Linked DNA regions of Homo sapiens: region 1 is linked to region 2. The links are chromatin loops, found by intact Hi-C in ENCODE. Cell type or tissue: gastrocnemius medialis. All regions are shown on one strand.

Region 1 (5,000 bases), 180 kb before region 2:
TCCCCACCCCATAGGATTTTGATGTTCTGCTTGTGAGTAGGGATCTTGTCTATTTTCTTTATCATGTGTCTTCAGTGCCTGGCATATAGTAAGCATTAAGTAACATTTTTGAATTAGTTATGCAGTTGATCACAAACTATGTTTTGAAACTACATCCTGGGAGAAAGAGTAGGAGATTAAATAACACACTGAACTACTATATGTTGCACATGTATTTGCATGTTGCAAAAATGTGTGTGAAATGTTTTGAAAAGCTTAAAGCAATTTTTTTTTTTTGAGATGGAGTCTCACTCTGTCACCCAGGCGGGAGTGCAATGGCTCCATCTCGGCTCAGTAAAACTGCTGCCTCCCAGGTTCTAGCGATTTTCCTGCCTCAGCCTCCCAAGTAGCTAGGATTACAGACATGTGCCAACACGCCTGGCTAATTTTTGAATTTTTGGTAGAGAAGGAGTTTCACCATGTTGACCAGGCTGGTCTCGAACTTCTGACCTCAGGTGATCCACCTGCCTTGGCCTCCAAAAGTGCTGGAATTACACGCGTGAGCCACTGTGCCCAGCCCATTTAAAGCAATCTTAAAGTGTAAACTATTATTGCAAGATACCAACGTAGATTTTTTTAATAAGTGTTAATTTCTCTTTTGTTGGGAGGTAAACTGCCCTAGGAAAGACAAAAATAATCTTGTAAGCTTACTTTTTAGGTTTCTTTCTATTTATAAAGAAGAGAAAAAAATCACCATTTTTTGTGCAAATCATAGACCTTTGAGTTAGAAGGGCACCAAAAGTTTCAGCTCTATTCCCTTTAAACAAATACAACATTTATTGCATTAGTTATGGGTGAGGAAATTGAGGCTTAGAAGGATTTGAAGATTTGCTCAAGGTGGAGATTCTCAAAAGTGTCCTCAGATACCTGCATCCTAACTTCCTGGGAAGTTTGTTCTAAAGTTTAGACTCCAGAGCTTCACCCAAAACTTACTGCTAAATTAAATCCTTTAAAGGAAATCTGCATTTTTAGGATCTCCTCTTATGCCTTCCAGCATAGTGCTTCTCAAACCCTAATGTTCATCTGAATCACCTAGGAGTCTTATTAAACTGCAAAGTGTGATGTAGCATGTCTGGAGTGGGGCTCAAGATTCTGTTTTTGTTTGTTTGTTTTTGTTTTTCAACTTTTATTTTAGATTTAGAGGCCACATATGCAAGTTTGCTACCTGGGTATGCTGTGTGATGCTGACATTTGTGGTATGAATGATTTTATCACCCAGGTACTGACAATAGTACCCAACAGTTTTTCAACCTTTGCTCCCTCGGTCCCCTCTCTAGTAGTCCACAGTGTCTATTTGTTGCCATCTTTATATCCCTGAGTGATATGGTTTGGCTGTGTCCCCACCCAAATCTCATCTTGGCCAAGAAGCCAAGTTTTAATGGGTACACAAGTGCATAGGAATTGGAGAGTGGGGAGCGTGAGTTGACTATTGGTCAGGGACTGTCAACGGAAGGGAAGGAACCAATGATGGGAGTGAGAGCCCAGAACTCGGTGTTCGAAGTGGGTAATTTATGGGAGGGGCATACCTACGAGCAGACAATGCACTCAGACAAGGAAGATTTGCACATTGGACAGAAGAGACACCTTTTTCCTCTGCAATAAGAACCAAGGAGGTAAGTAGGGGGTCTGATATGAGTTTGTGCATGTGTGCAGGGTGAGTGAGACAATCCATATATTTGAGAAAAGACAGTGAAATCTTTAAAGGTAAAAATAATAAAACCAGCTGTGGCACCTATTGGATAAGGAATTACTAACTGATGATTTAGAAATTCCTTTATGTGCGTTAGGAGCTCATTTGTTATCCCCATTTTACAGATGCGCAGCCCCAGGTTCAGCAATTTGCTCTAAATGAGACTGTAGAGGCTAATTCCAGCCCCCGGCAGCTCTCACCTTAAGCTGCCTGGCTGAGGTCAGCAGTAAGTTACCTGGCAGCGTCCGGGGGCCTGCAGCCGAGGACAGGGCTGGAACTACACTTCCCAGTGTGCCAGGCGGGGCGGGGCGCGGCGGGGAGGGCGCAGGCTCCTTCCCAGAAGCAAAAGCGGAAACAAAAGAGTCTCGCCGGCGTCCCCGCCCGCACACTCGCGCACACTCGCGCTCGGGCGCACACGGAGCAGGGACCGGCGCCCGGAGCGAGCCAGGGAGCGGCTAACCGGGGACCCACCGCGCGGAGCCAGCCTAGCTGCCAGCGAGCCCAACCCGCGACGACCCACGCCCCTGAGCCCCGCAGCCGACCCCTGCCGGCCGGTGTCCCCACCGCCATCCCTGACCCATGGCGCTGAAGAGGATTCAGAAAGTGAGTGCCGGGGCCGGGCCTGGGGCTGCGGGGCAGCGGCCCCCTGCCCACGCTGACTCGGCCAGTGGTCCCGAGAGACATGCGGGGAGAGCAAGGGATGGAAGGGTGGGCCGGGGTGCGGGCAGGGAGCTGAAGGCTCGGGCCGGGCCAGCGGGCATCGGACAGGTGAGGTGGGAGCAGGGTCAGGTCCCAGGCGGCCGGAGGAGCTTGAAGGCTGGGGGCCCGCGCGCGTTCGCGCCGGAGCCGCTCCCGGAGCCCCAGGGTAGAGAGCCTCTTGCGCGTCCAGACCGTCCCGAAATCTGTGCTTCACGGTCACGGCCGGGTTTTGCCCTCCATGGGGCTAGTTTTGACCCCTGTCATGCTGTGTTTTCTCCAGGCTGTTTCTTAAGCCTGTCCTCTTTTATGTTCTTGCTTACCCGGCCTCCCCGGGAGGGCAAGGAAGGTGGGGTGGGCCTGCAGCCTTTCTCCGCGGAGCTGTCGGGTTGGTTCTTTCTCTCCTCTGCGGTTGGCTCTTGCTCAGTTGCCCGAATGGGCTGGAAAGCCCATTTGCGGCCAAGAAGTCAGGAGAAGGCTCCTGCCCCTTCTATTTTGGTGCCTCTGCTGCTGCCACTTCAGGTCACATAGCTGTAGCGAAAACATAGTTGCTGATACACAACAAGATGACCTCCTGGCTGTGATTCACGGTGAGTCAAGCCAAACAGGTTTTTTTCCCCCTCATGATAAACTTAGATGTAAAGTTCGAGACACAACATAAACTGTCGCAAATAAATTGTTTTGATGCTTTGACACATGGGTATAGAATGAGGAAGAAATATATATCTTCATCCAACAACTGTTTACCCATCTCAACCCTGTGTATGGAATCGTCTTTTTTTCACAGTATTTATTGCCACCATTTCAGATGCGAACATCCTTCAGAATTCAGATTCGGGCATTTCTTTCTGTTCATTTTTATTTCTTGTTGGTCTGTGTACTGACCCAAGTTTTAGGTTTTACAGTTACAGTTCACACTGGCAACATTGAGAATGTGTTTGTTAAATAGGGAGTGCTTTTCACTAAGTTAAGCAACAATGGACAGTGTATTTTGTAGTTGTTTCAGAAGAAATTGATGCCCACATTTTTATCCACTTTTTTGACCAGGAGTCCATTATAGCAATAGTATATGTTAGAGCAGTGATAGTGACGTACGCATTGCATTCTGACTCGCCACTGGTGACATCTTTAGGTACAGAGGACAGCAACTTTTAGAGCCTGCCAGTTTTTTATTTTCAAATTCTAAATCTGTGGATCACCTGTTATTTTTTGTGCCATTTAAAGGTCATCTCATTGTAAAACATACAGTTAACAATCAGCATCAGCATTTATTAAGTAATAATGTTTTCTTGTTTGAAGGTAGCGCAATTACACATTGTTTTATATAAATACCCTAATTTTGAAGCCTTAGCATCTTTACCATACCTTGCATACTTATTAATGACGAAGTAATATTGGTTCACATTTGGATCAGAAAATGCACATCTTCCAAGGAAGTTTTCAAATTCTATTTCCTTCTTTCCTAGTTGTGAGAATTTTTCACATGATTTTGCACATACAAGAGCTTTTTAAATTTCATTGTGTTTTTTTAAGAGATGGGGATCTCACTATATTGCCCATGCTGATCTTGAACTCCTGGCCTCCAGAAAGTCTGGGATTACAGACACAAGTCACCATACCCAACTAACAATAGCTTAAGCTGTATAATTTGTCCACAGTAAGTGGATATTCAAAGAAATATGAACATTATTTGTAAATACCACCCTTGGCAGTTCTCATCAATCACCATGCTGAACTAGTGTATTTGATTTATATTTATAATATGGCGTGTGTCCAAATCTTTTTAGTATTTATTGGTTATTAGTTTATAGAATTGTTGAGTAAAAAAAAAAATTACTTACATAGAATTGATATCAAACATGTGACAAATTGATATTTTGGAAAAGAAATTGGGGATGACACACCATCACATCTCTGTGTGTTCATTTTTGGCTTCCCTTTCTGATATCAGGAAAATCGACTTACACAAATCTTCTTTCCATTAATCACACATTCAGACCAATCCCTCAAACCTTAGGGGTGATTATTTTGATTGATTCCCTACTTTTCCTCCTCCTTTACCTACCTCCTTGATTAGAAGCCAATTCTAGGTTAGATGTGCCGCCTGCCGTATGAACAGTTACACCATCTTCTTTGATGTCATCAGTATAGAATTCTTATTTGAATCTTTCATGTTCCAACAAATGAAGATGTATACTAACTTTTGGCCTTTCTTCTTAAGCTCACTGAAGTATTAATATAATTTTCCTGTACCTATAGATGGTGGCAGGCCATAGAGTTGTGTGGAACCTCAGATAAGTCTGCTGTAGTGTAGTAGAGGGTACAAGCAGGGGAACAGCTTCTAAGGCAGTGTCTTAGAATCACCTGTGGGACGTTTTCAGACTGTCATCACTTCTATAAATGGAGAGATGTTGAATCCCTCAGATCGGTTGGGGTGGAAAGAAGACTGAGGACCACTGATGTTCTGGCCTGTCCTTATTCAAGGAAGGATCCAGAGGCCTGGAGTGGAGGAGTGCTTTGTCCAAAGATAATCTCTTTTTTTTTTTGAGATGGAGTCTTGCTATGTTTCCCAGGC
Region 2 (5,000 bases):
TCTGTGGCGCAGTGACAAACTGCTATCCCCATCATTCCTCCCCGCAAGTCTTTGTACTTTGGGTCATAAAATAATAGGCTATGAATCTGTGTGAACTGGGAAAACAGAGTTCCAAGGGCACACCCAGTACGAGCGAGTCTCCTCTTCCCCCGCGCTTCATATCCAAGCTTGACAGAGGCCGTGGGTGGGCTGGCCCTCGGCAGTGAGGCTCAGAGGTTACTGGCCGTCATCTGTCAGAGACTGACCTTGAAAACAGAGAAAAGCCCTCAGTCCCTGACAAGACAGCCCTGCCCACGTGCCAGCTGGATCCAGCTCGCCAACACAGCGATCTCCGAGCCCCTTTTCTACTTAAAAAAAAAAAAAAGTCTGCTGAGTCCATTCCTTGAGAATCACAGAGAAAACAATTCCTTCCTTACTCCATTCAAGAAAAAAAAAAATTCCCTTTCTCAGAATAAAAAGAGTAAGCCTCTTGTCCACCTCTCGTGCAGCGGGCCACTTTGCTGGGAGGAGACGAGGTGTCTGGGTTTGAGCCCTTCCTGGAGGTATGAACTACATGCGAGCCACGTCCATGGCGATGCCTGCGAAAGACGGGCATGATTTCTTCTCCAAGCCTTCTTTTTCCTCTTCCTCACGTTCGAGCTTGTGGAACCAACTGGGGCTGTGAGTTTCAGGGTGTAGGGTATGTATGTAAACAGCGGAATTGTGTATGCGCTTAGTGTGCGTTCAGGACTCTGCTGTGCTTGAACTTGGCGTGTTTGTGTTTGTGTGTTTGGAGGATTATGAGAGCATGTAGGGGGAAGAGATTTGTATGTGTAAGTGCAGAAAAGTAGTAGTGTGTGTGATGTGTGTGTGTAGACAGGAATTACGTGGATACTCCATGTGCGTTCAGGAGTGTGTGTGTTTGAGGAGCTATGAAAGTGCATGTATGGAAAGGATTTATACGTGTAAGTGCAGAAAGTGGCAGTGTGTACGTGGTGTGTGTGTGCGCGCGCGAGTGTGTGAGCGCCAGGGGCCGCCCGCCCGCCGCGGCTCCCCGTGGGCTGGCCGGGCCAATGAGCGCGCGGCTGTAGGGGCGGCGGGCGGGGAGGGGGCGCCGAGCCCTGCGGATGGAGGCGCGGGCAGCGCGGCGCGCTCATTCCGCGCGGGCGTTGCTGGCGGGGGGCGGCGCAGCCACTGGACCCGGACCGGGGCCGCGACCCGGGGTGGCGGGTGGCGTGGGCGGCGCCCGGGGCTGGGATGCGCCGGGGGCTCAGTGGCGGCGGCGGCGTTGGCGGTGGCGTCGGCGGCTGCAGGGGGACGAGCTAGCGCCGCGGCGCTGGGAGCCAGTTGAGCCCGGCCGGCGAGCGGAGGCGGCAGCGCAGGCAGAGCGGCGGCGGCAGCGGGAGCCCGAGCGCTGCGCGCCCACCATGGCCGCCCAGGGAGAGCCCGGCTACCTGGCGGCGCAGTCGGACCCCGGCTCCAACAGCGAGCGCAGCACCGACTCCCCAGTGCCCGGCTCCGAGGACGACTTGGTCGCCGGGGCGACCCTGCACAGCCCGGAGTGGAGCGAGGAGCGCTTCCGCGTGGACAGGAAGAAACTTGAGGCCATGTTACAAGGTAGGCATCCCTCGTGTTCTCGGACTCTCCGACTGAGCCTCTAACTCCTTTTCGGACATCCCCACCGCGCGCTCCGGCGCCCGCTACTCCAGCCTACGGCCGGCCGGTTTAGCTCCAGGCCCGCTCCCCCGCGGAGCCGGAGGACACCCAGGGACTGGAGACTTCGCGGGACTCCCCACCCTTCCACGCCTCTCAGATTTCCAGGCGCTGGGGGCCCTGTGCGAACTTGACTGGCTTCAGAAAAGCCGAAGGCCGAGTTTGTACTGGCGCGCCCAAGTTGCGTTCTGGACTTTGGAGATGCCAACTTTAGCCCGGACACCTGGGCTGTGCCATCCGGACCACTCGGGCCGCACAGAGTATGCGTGACCCTCCCCATTCCCTGGCAGCCTCGAGTTCTGTCTCTCTCCGTCTGTTTCACTCTCTCCCCTTGTCAGTATCCACTTCCTCCAGCTGAGGGGCCTTGTCTCACTATTGGGAAACGCTCTGCAGATGTCAAGGCTTAAGACAGGAGCTCCCGCCCCCACCCCTGTGGTCAAGGAGGGCCAGGATCGGGGTGAGCAGCCAAAGCGAGGGGGGAGTGTGGAGGCAGTGCTGCTGTGTTTGAGGACAGTGTTCATCTCTTGACAGGCTTATAAAACACATCTTGAGTTACATTCAGTCCATAAAAATCTTCCTATGCTATGGGTGTCTGACTTTGTCTTTCACAACTTAGAATTATTTTTAACTCTTTAATTTCTTTGGGACTTTCCCAGGTAGAAAATCTTCAACCATACTGGACCGAAAACAGATTCTGATTTATAATACGAGTGTTGGAGTGAACGTCAAAACGTCCAAGGTCATTTTGACCTTTCTTAAAACAGATAATTACTAGCCTACCTGTAGCCACCGATGTGGCTCATTTCCCACATCCAAAGAGAGAAATGAGTTAGTTTGAATGACTGTTATTCTTAAAATACGTGTACGGGACCAGGCGTTAGTCTCACTTAGGGCGCTGGTGAAGATTCATTCAGTAGCTAGTGTTCTTTTATCATGGAGGAGTTTGGAGTTTTTCAAACGTTATTTGTGGCTTTATGCATAACTTACTTTGACTTTATCAGTCAATGCATCGCAGTATGGGAATGATTTAGCCCTCTGTGGAAATGCAGTGGCTTTTTAGAACAATTAAGCAGGTTATTTTAAGAGAGAACAACATGTTTTCCAAAACAATAACTTGGTGGAAACAAATAGCAAGAGTGTTTGGCAGACGTTTTTTGGATGTGCTACAGGCTTTCCTCCCTTGTTGCTTATTTTTATTGACAAACATCCCTAATGTGTGTCATGTCTTTCTCTGTCTCTCCCCTTCCCTCTCTTTTTTTCTCAAATTATGTAACTTTTGAGGACAGTTACTTCTGTGATAAACTCTTCAAGTAAGACCGTTATAAGATAGATTTGGAAATTAAAGCCCCAGTTGCATTTCAGTAACTCATTTCAGTTATTTCGTCTGTTCTGTGGTTCTTTTTGCCTAGTTTATGATTATAAAACAAAATATTAAATTTATGTCAGGCATATATTGTGAGATCGTTTGGAATGAACTGATAGTAGCACATACTCATCCTTTTCAACCAGCTTTCAGTTTTCTACATTAGTTTGGAGTGATATGAAAGAATGATCTGTTTCACCTGCGCACAAACAAGTAAGGACAGTGATGTTAGCTTCTGGGAAGTTCAAGTGTATAACCTGAGCTTTAGAAGTGAATTTCCTTTTTTGATTTAATTCATTTTCACTTCGAATAAAATGAAATTTTGAGGAGACTTTTTGAAAATTTGAAGGCTCTTTTGTATTAATAGATGTGATACTACGATCTGAGACGGTTTGAAATTGCTTTGCAGTAATAGTTTCTTTTACAGAAAGTCTTAACATCTCTTGAACAACCGATATACAGTCATGCAGTCCATGCTTAAGGACTACGACTGGGATACCTTGTTAGAAATGTGTCCTTAGGCATTTTCATTGTGCAAACATCATGGAGTGTAGTTACACAAACCTAGGTTGTGTAGCCTGCTACACCTACTACCTAAGCTATATGGTATAGTCTATTGCTCCTAGGCTACAAATAATGTTACTAGGCTACAAGGCGTGTTACTATACCCAATACTGTAGACAGTTGTGGCACAGTGGTATTTGTGTATCTAAATATATCTAAACATTGGAAAGGTAATGTGTTATGTTACTATGGCTATGACATCACTAGGCGATAGGAATTTTTCAGCTTCTTTATAATCTTACGGGACCATTGTAGTGTATGTGGTTAGTTGTTGACCAAAACACAAGTGTGAGCACTGGGATCACTAATACCTGGGTTCAAAACTCTGTAGGATCTCAGGAAAGTTGCTAGGCCTCTCTTTGCCTTCAGTTTGCCCATCTGTAAAATGGAGCTGATACTAGGACCTTTTAGGTTTTGGGAGAATCGAAAGAGATAATGCCTAACAAGCTAACATTTGCCCACAGTGTTTGGTCAATGATAAGAACTTAATGAATATCTGTTGTTATTATTAATAATAAATATTGCATCATGGATTAAAAGGATTTCCAGTGCCTACCACAATGTATGAAATATAGTATATACTTAATAAATAGTTGGGGAACAAAATAATTTTGCAGGTTCATAATTGCAGAAGTAAAATAGAAACTAAAGAAGTAAGTCTATCAAGTCAATAAGCATTCTAATATTGTTAGATATTCTTGGGTGGAAAGCTTTTTATTTGAAAAGTGCCAAGTAAGTAAAGTCTGTATTTGAGTTTTCAATTATTGTGAATTTGGGTGTGCTATTTTTCTATTTACAATTGACTTAAAATAGGTACAGGTTTCCAATTTAAATCAGGATAAATAAGATTATCTGCCTTTAAGTATTCAGAGTGCAAATTGGTGATTATAATGCTTGGAATTTGTTTCCAGAGAGACTGTCCTGGGGGCAAGTTAATCTTTAATGAGTTGTATTTTTATTAGTAGATAAATTCTTCTACGCAATGGACCAAAAATTCAGTGAGGTTAATATATGGGCAATAGGGTAGTAGTCAAATAAATGAAATACCATTCTTAGATGATCATTAAAACTTAAAAGAATTGTTGCAGATAAAAACCACCAGGCCAACAATGTAGGGAAATATCACTCTTTTTTCATGGTTTTTTACTGGCAGGTTGGGGTCTAATTACTACTTCGAAACAACCATGCAGAGTATCTGATGTTTTTGCTGTAAGTGAAGATTATCAGTTTTATTAGTTTACAGTTTTATAAATGGAAATTTATTTTCAAGTTTAGGTTTTTGATGGGTGTGGTAAGTCTTGGAATGAATACCATAGACAGCATTTTTAATGATAAAGAAAATCCTTATATAATTTCTTTATTTAATACTGATCTTCAAATG

Evidence for each region. Peaks named below come from ENCODE experiments on the same cell type or tissue, not always from the same donor. Only the 100,000 strongest peaks of a DNase experiment are listed, where the experiment ranks them.
Region 1: it touches region 2 in a loop (3-fold over the local background); 3 of 110 quality-filtered maps call a loop at or near these places.

The regions. Positions count from the first base shown.
Region 1 is chr10:58,332,894-58,337,893 of GRCh38, forward strand. It overlaps UBE2D1 (ubiquitin conjugating enzyme E2 D1), which reads left to right and starts at 2,113. Exons shown (of 7, transcript NM_003338.5): 1 at 2,113-2,332. The coding sequence starts at 2,309. RefSeq lists enhancers at 1,777-2,277, 1,876-2,170 and a silencer at 1,978-2,497. In gastrocnemius medialis, a CTCF peak has its summit at 1,976; DNase peaks (open chromatin) are centred at 2,048 and 2,938; H3K4me3 peaks cover 3,173 bases; H3K27ac peaks cover 3,356 bases.
Region 2 is chr10:58,511,738-58,516,737 of GRCh38, forward strand. BICC1 (BicC family RNA binding protein 1) reads left to right here and starts at 1,135. Exons shown (of 21, transcript NM_001080512.3): 1 at 1,135-1,596. The coding sequence starts at 1,407. It overlaps LOC124902427 (a long non-coding RNA gene), which reads right to left and starts at 315. Exons shown (of 2, transcript XR_007062147.1): 1 at 1-315. In gastrocnemius medialis, no CTCF peak of the experiment used is centred here; DNase peaks (open chromatin) are centred at 1,054 and 2,104; H3K4me3 peaks cover 4,082 bases; H3K27ac peaks cover 4,552 bases.